Regions from separate parts of the Mus musculus genome. Here region 1 is linked to region 2. A link is a contact called in ENCODE Hi-C or POLR2A ChIA-PET data. All regions are on one chromosome and are shown on one strand. Each heading gives the region's core, a stretch centred on a gene start or an enhancer-like site at or near the end of the contact. The rest is flanking DNA. Distances are from core to core; before and after follow the strand shown. Region 1 overlaps Btbd9 (BTB (POZ) domain containing 9). Region 2 overlaps Btbd9 (BTB (POZ) domain containing 9).

Region 1 (4,007 bases), core at 1,395-3,894, 40 kb before region 2:
CACTGGCCTTCTGAGGTGATCTCAGTGGTTAACTTTAGCAGTGCATGAGAACCATGGTGTCACAGGGAGGCAGCCTTCCCACATGTCTGTCTGGCTTCAGTCTGTTTGCAGCACAGTCCTCTGGCAGAGCAGGGCTGTGGTTACAGTAAGCCTGCTTTTGCTTTCAGCTGCTCTCCGACCCCCAGGCTACTGACCTTTTAGGATACTCTCTTTTTCTTTCTTTTTTTCAGTGCCTACCAGCAGACATAGCTTATACGGGCCTCTAACTATTCATCCAGTTCACTTAACAGGGAACTCACTGTGACATCAGCTGTGTCAGACAGAAATCCTGAGCACCAAACTAAAGAGCCTATGGAAGGGAGTTGAGGTTTGCAGCTGGCTTTTGACAATAATATGAAGTCCAGGCTTCCCTGAGGAACAGAGCTGTTCAGTCCCTGTGTTGTGGTGGAGTTTACTGAATGTCTCCTGGATGTTGGATACCTGCAAGAGCGCTTGGCGTCTGCCCAGGGGTGGCGCAGTCACTTGCTAAAGCACAGCACGTGAATGTGAAGTACATGTGAGTGTCACACTTGTGCTGACTGTACAACAAGCTTGTTACGCTGCTGACTATGCTCTTGGGATGGGATGGAGATGCATCACCAGCCACAAAGGATGAAGCCAGCCTTGCTGTGCCATGAACTGGCTCCGTGTCTCTGGACAGGTCACCCGCTATCCCCGTGAGTCTGTCTCCACATCTATAAAATGCCACTCCTAAAACAGAGCTTGATGCTGGGCTCTGGGGAGCTGTGCTTATTAAAAGAATGTATTGTTATGCTCACATAAACATGTACAATAGTCACATAGGGCAGAAGACAGGATAGATTTACCTCTGACATTTCTTTTAATGTTTGCATGCATGGCTGAAAAGCCCTGGCATACCATGGCTGCATAGATGTAGAGATACCCACAGACATGTGTGCTGCAAGTGTGTGTGTTTTATGTGTGTGTGTGTGTTAAGGAGGGGGAGAGACCTCTTGTCCCTTCCTCTCCTGAGCCCAAGCGGCAGAAGGGTCACAGCTCCACTCCCAGAGCAAAGCCACAACCTCAGAACAAAAGGACAGCCTGAGAAATACTAAACAGCTCTCCTCCTGGAAGTGATGGCTAAAACTGAGAGTCAGCTGGAACAGACACAGGTGCCAGAAGCACAAGGTCAGGAAAGCTGGCTCTGCAGAAGGGTCGTAGGCCCACCTTGTCCTTCTCTGCAGAAGGGTCGTAGGTCCACCTTGTCCTTCTCTGCAGAAGGGTCGTAGGCCCACCTTGTCCTTCTCTGCAGAAGGGTCGTAGGTCCACCTTGTTCTTCTCTGCAGAAGGGTCGTAGGTCCACCTTGTCCTTCTCTGCAGAAGGGTCGTAGGTCCACCTTGTCCTTCTCTGCAGAAGGGTCGTAGGTCCACCTTGTCCTTCTCTGCAGAAGGGTCGTAGGCCCACCTTGTCCTTCTCTGCAGAAAGGTCGTAGGTCCACCTTGTTCTTCTCTGCAGAAGGGTCGTAGGCCCACCTTGTCCTTCTCTGCAGAAGGGTCGTAGGCCCACCTTGTCCTTCTCTGCAGAAGGGTCGTAGGCCCACCTTGTCCTTCTCTGCAGAAGGGTCGTAGGCCCACCTTGTCCTTCTGAATCACAGGCACACCCTCAGGCCTGGCTGCTATCTCCTAATGAAATATTAACACCCAGTAGGTGTTGGATGTGCGTTAAAGACATCCTAGCATGTATATTTTTAGCCAGGACACAGTGGTATCAGTTAAAATAATTAGCCCGAGCCTGTAATCTCAAAGCCTTATCTCTCCACTCTTGCTTTTTTAGAAGGCAGATGTTTTAAAACTGATTTGAAAATCAAATTTGCCCTTCAGTGATTTCATTTGGAAGCAACAGAGAAGTAAACACTGTAAAGAAGGCTTCTGGGCACATTATGCATGCAAATGTGGCAGCCAGTCCTCCTGGAGAGGTGGGTGATGCTGGGGATGAATACAAAGGTCACCGACCCCTAGATTATGCTCCTCTGTCACTGGGTAGCAGCTCACACTTCATGCCTGCCAAAAGGAAGCAGAGAAAGGCTCCGGCCAGCGAAGATGATGCTGAGGCTGCTGAAAGTTCAGCCTTCCTTGAGCCCTGTCTTCACCCAGCCCTGTGTGCAGTACAGCAGGGACACTGTTCCTGTCAGGAAGTAAATACGTGCTAAGAAGTCTCTCTGATAGACTTGGAGGTCTGTCTGATCTCTCTTCAGGTTCAGCCCAGAAACACAGTGCTTCTCAACAGAGGCAGGCATGATTAGGAGCTGAAAGATACTATCATGAAAGTAAATGGACAGATACACTGAGGGTGTGTTGAGTAATTAGACTGCGGGTGCTGTGCTGTCTTTTTATGACATTGCAACATAGACTTTGTCACACTAATCGTAATTAGATACAGGTTATTGCTGTGGACGAGTACAAGGTGAGATTTACCCTGGCGCAAACTACATTCTTGCTCACTGTCCTCAAGAGTGAAAATCAGAGTCATCCTTCAGATCTGGAGAGATGAGATCTGTCACTAAGGAGACATTGACTACCCTGCCTAAAACTAGGATTACAAACTCAGTGGGCCAACCTCCTGGTTGGGCGGCTTCCAGAAGGTCATGAGCTTTCCCAGGCTGAGCCACAGTGGCCTCAGGGCAGGGTTGCTGAATAGGGCCAGCCAGCTGGGGCTTTGAGGGGAGGTCTGGCCTCTTTATGCGGTGTTAACCCATGTTCTAGAGAGGCTTGTTTCAGAAGGCCATGATAAATGAGCTGCACGTAGGAACCTCCAGGGAAGCCCTCTGTGTAGCTACAGTTCTCACCAGTGCTTTACCTCTTTCCTGGTTGAGAATCTTCATCACACACTTCTTGAGGAACGTGATAGGACCCTCTGTGGGCTCTTTCGGGTTCTCCCTTCCTTCCCAGCCTGAAGACACAGCTCTTCTGGGTGGAACATGTATCCGAGCCCATGTACACGAGCTAGCTCTCACTCCTGGTTAGAGCCATCGCTGAGGGCTCTGTCTAGGTGCCTGTAGTCATTCCCATTGACTGGAACACGGCCTTCTTCCCGAAAGCGGCTGAGCACCTGCCAGAAGTGAAGCAGTCGGATGCCACGGTCATGCTTGCTGCTGTGTTCAGGCTCAAGTTCTCAACTGGAATTCTGGAAAGTGGATTCTCTGTGCTGCTGGCCTCCCTAGGAAGTCTGTGGAAGTAACCTTCTCAGCAGCCATTCAAGGGGAAAATGGAATTTAACCAAAATCATATGTGATCTCTGGCTTTAAGAATCTAGCTGTTTAGCTTCACGGAAGACATGTTGGAAAGAATATAAAGACCTGGAGGCTGAGAGGGAGGGAGGCCTGGGCAGCACTGTCTTCAGGACTTGCACAGGAGCAGTGACTTCCCCCGCATAAGACCATCAGCACATACATGAGCCAGTGTGTGTGTGTGTGTGTGTGTGTGTGTGTGTGTGTGTGTGTGTGTGTTGGGGGGGCTTGTAAGGCAGCTGTGGTTGCACAGTCGTTACCTCAGTGGTGTAACCTCTGCTCGTGGGGGCAGCAGCCACTGTGCTCAGCAGACAACCTTAGTTAAATCCATTCGGCTAAGAGGGAAAGTCACGAAATAGCAAGGACCTTGTTGGGAAGGAGGACCCAGTGGCAGGGGATAAAGAGGTAATGACAGGCATATGTGCAAAGGACATTATATGTGGCATATAATGACAACTTTAAAAAAAAATACAACTCTTCAGGAAAGTAAGGCAGAGGGAGCTGAGGTTCACCGGCCTCCCATGTGGAAGACAGGTCTGCCTCCTCGTACATACTCATGGCCTTCGTCATCACGGCCTTACCCAGAGTGGAAACAGTTCAGAGATCCTGGATAAGTATGGCACACAAAGCATGCTATGCTGAGCACATATTACCTGCCAAGTAAATGGAATAAAGCACCCGTGTGTGCAGCACTACGGAGCTACAAAAGACCACCAGCTG
Region 2 (3,600 bases), core at 313-2,812:
AAAAATTGCTTAGTAGTTAAGCCGTCTCCAGCAATTGTCAGAGCTCTGAGCACACAGCTGACCAGTCAATCTCCTGCCCTAACTCAGAAGTAACAGAATCGCAATCACAGCCTCTGCAGACCACGGGGGGATGGGGTGAAATCTGTGTCAAAAGTGGGGCCTGGCGTGCAGAGGCTCCTTGGCAGTGACCTGGCTCTGTCCTGCCCAGGACTGCAGGCCTCCCCCTGCATAGAAACACGGGTCAGAGCAGGTCTGTGCCTCCTAGGAGGTCCCCCATTAAGCACCTTGCCTCCTGTGTGGCGCATGGTGTTTTGGAGCAGTGCTGAGGTGCTGGCACCGTGGGCACTGGGCAAGCTCTGGTTATTTTGCAGCATGGTCATTGGCTTCATCCTGACAACAGCCTCAGGAAGAGGTGGGTGCTCATTAGGCACTACAATACCCTATGCCACCAGGTGGGACGCCCCATACTCAGGGTTCTGGGGTCTCCAGAAGAGGAAAGTGGCTGAGGTAGCCATGGGCTGCTGGAGGGCACCCAACTCTCCCCCGGATGAGGGCCTGGGCATCCCTGGCACTGGGTGAGTGAGAGGCCTTTGAGTCTGTGTGGGCAGCACTTTGCTTCCGTAGGGCAGGGAAGGAGCCCATCCCCCAACCCCTCCAGTGTCTGTTCCTCTCTGTCCCATCTCTCATCCTTCACGTTGAAAGATGCACAGGACTACTTGTTCCAGAGTAAGCTTTCGGTCTAGCAGAGGCTGCGTGTCGCCTCTCTGGCACACCACTCCTGACCTGGGTCTGGGGCACTGGTCCTCTGTTGTCCCCACCCAAACCCTATTTCCAGTCTCTGGGGCTAGAAGCCAAACTGAGTGGGGCTTCTGGAAAGACAGGTCCACCCTCAGCCCCCAGCCAAGGCCACAATGTCCCCTGTAATTTACGATGAATGTCCTCTCAGGACTTGCCATGTGGAGTATTTACAGCCCTAGGCAGTTAGGTGGAGTGGTGGCCTAGGGCCACACAGCTTATCCCTGCCATTTATCTCCAGCCTCTCAGTCTTCCCAAGGGCTAAGGATGTCATCTCTGAAAGCCAGTGGCAGTGGAGGTGCAAAGCGGGGGGTCCCAGCCCATTGTGGGAAATCCCAGTGCAGGGCCTCTAAGTGGGTTCCATCTCTGAGCCCCAGGGGTCAGAGCTGCCCTGGAGATATATCTGAGGCTTCCCCTACAAGCTCCGAGGACTGCTTCAGGCCTATGTTCCACCCTCCTATTGTAGCTTGACATGGTGACAGTACTGGTGTTGACAGTCACAGAAATAATCCCTCTAAAAGCAGCTTCAGGCCATAGTTGTGCGAGAATGGAGGGACTCTCAGCCAGGATTACTGGGGATTGGGAACCCAGGCTCGGGCAGCTCTGGGTTTCAGGATGGCCTTCTAAAAGTGACCTTCTAGGACACCACGTGAGCCCGAGAGAGAGCCAGGAAGTTCCTTGTCAGACTGGCTTGGGGCTGATGTCCTCAAGTGGCATTTCCACACCCATCCCCAGCACCCAGAATGGTAACTGTCCTGGGGTGCCTTTGCAGTGAAAGCAGGTGATGGCTCCCCATGGGTGGTGATGCACAGTGCCTGTGAGCTGCTCTGACCAAACCTGTGTAGACTGGATCTTCCAGAGATAAGTAGTCAGTTCCCCTCCATTTGTGGGCCTCTGAAGATTGTGAGTGCCCTCCCCCATGGTGTGGGTCATGCTCACCCTGGATATGGCTCCCTAAGGAAGCGTCCAGGGCAGTGTTTGCAATGTGTTCCTGAGGTGGTGTGGCATCTTTGTTTAGCAAGCTGTGTTGTGACCCTTAGTTCATGTGTGTACAAGGTCATGACGGGCTCACCATAGAAATAAAGCAGTGTCTTCGATACCCGAGTTTGTGCCTTCTGTTCTCCAAGCCTAGCCCCTGCAGGTTCCCCCCAGGGTTCCCAACCCTGTTTGCCATGGGGACTCTGTGGGCTCGATCCCCCACCATCAGCACACCAGCTGCCTGTGCAGAACTCATTTCCTGTATCATGAGGTCGGGGTGGCACCGGGGCCACACAGCCTGGCCCAGCAGCCCTTCTCTAGCCATCCCGTGGCTTGATACCATGTTGCCTGTCACTCTGAACATAGTAGGTTCACTTCCTTGTCATTCTGAGTGGACTCTATATCTTTGTGACAAGCTAGGAGCTGGCAACTGTGTGTCTTGCCTCCTCTCTCTACACTGCCACCACTCCGGGCACTGCCCCTGGGTCTTTTCTCCAGTCTGTGTGCTGGTGCCAAGGGTCACCTAGAATGCTTGCTGAACTGTGGATGAACACGGTCACAGCGCACCTCAATGTGAGTCAGGTGGATGTGTCCCCAGTCAGTGCATCCCTCAGGAGCCTGTGCTCAGGTATCATACTTCCTGTTCACCTCTCGGAAGATTGGCCTACAGCGAGTGCTAGGTGCACTCAGGTCCAGGCAGACTCCCACAGCAAAGCTCTGATTCCCCAAAGTGGGAGCCAGGGTCAGATCTGAGAAGAGACCAGCTGCATGATCAGACCTCCAGATGTCACTCTAGGGGACAAGAAGGGACCACCAGAAGGCTCTGAGTTCAATGGGGGATGCACCCTGCATCAGGATTTGTTGCTTGTAGCTCAGAGCAAAGACTGCCCAGGGGCCCCTGGATGAGCCAGAGGAAGGCCCCAGCAGATGCTATCACAAAGTGGTCCAGTTCCCATGGAGGGAAGAGAAAACTTTCCCCGGTTACTCATGCTCAGATGAGGACACTGCCCGCCTCCATATCAGCAGATGGAGTGTTCCAGTGTGCAGGAAATGATCAGTGCGTCTTGACAAGTTTCCGCCCAGACCCAGTTATCTGTAGGAGTGCAAGCTGCAGCTGCAGTCAGGCAAGGCATCCGTTTTGTTTCTGAAAGGTCACATCAACCTGAAAGCTCATCTACAGCAGAGGCCAAGAGCAGGTGAGTTGGTGTCCCCATGTCCCCACAGATTATAACCTCACGACCTGAGGAGAGTCGACCCTAGGCAGGCCAGGTTTCAGATGCCCAGAAAGGATGAAGCAGCAAGAGAGCTAAGCCCTGCACCAGATCAGCTGGAGCCAGGGCATTATGCTTACCTTAAACATCACATGCTATGGGAACGTTCAAATGCAGGGTTTGAAATGGCACCCTTGGTTGATTACTGTCTACCACATGTTGGGACATAGAACTCACCTGTGGTTGAGTTGGCTCGCCCCACCCTCATAGGCTCATATTTGAGGGTTAGGAAATCTGGCCTTGTTGGTGTATCACTGGGGGTGCACTTTGAGATTCCAAAAGCCCTTCCCAGTCCCAGACTCTACCTCTGACCGATGGATCAGGATGTAAGCTCTCAGCTACTTCTCTAGCACCATGCCTGTCTGACACCATGGCTGGACCTCTGAAACTATAAACAAGCCCCCAATTAAATGCTCTCTTTTAATTGCCTTAATCATGGTGTCTCTTTGAGCACAACCATGAGAAGCTGGTGTCAGGTTCTAGAGTATTGCTGTGACAGACTTGACCATGCTGAGCAGTGTGGATGGTCGCATCCCGATGGAGAGGACAGTTAGCA

What was found. Hi-C counts contacts between places; a loop is a spot of excess contacts on that map. ChIA-PET counts read pairs that join two places held with the same protein, here RNA polymerase II (POLR2A).
Region 1: a map of gastrocnemius shows a loop between it and region 2 (1.8-fold over the local background). The contact joins two enhancer-like sites. A Hi-C loop is called at or near these places in 2 of 37 maps with a recorded cell type or tissue (both gastrocnemius). POLR2A ChIA-PET finds 5 or more read pairs at or near these places in 1 of 5 experiments (embryonic stem cell).

What each region holds. Positions count from the first base shown.
Region 1 is chr17:30,254,756-30,258,762 of GRCm38, reverse strand. All of the region lies in intron 9 of Btbd9 (BTB (POZ) domain containing 9), which reads left to right. Among named protein-coding and RNA genes, the nearest start is that of Zfand3, 250 kb to the right of the region's middle. Within about 2 kb of position 2,644, at least 1 of the 3 ENCODE cell types and tissues checked has a DNase peak (open chromatin) inside an H3K27ac peak, as active enhancers do.
Region 2 is chr17:30,213,818-30,217,417 of GRCm38, reverse strand. It overlaps Btbd9 (BTB (POZ) domain containing 9), which reads left to right. Exons shown (of 11, transcript NM_027060.1): 11 at 1-1,894. Among named protein-coding and RNA genes, the nearest start is that of Zfand3, 210 kb to the right of the region's middle. Within about 2 kb of position 1,562, at least 1 of the 3 ENCODE cell types and tissues checked has a DNase peak (open chromatin) inside an H3K27ac peak, as active enhancers do.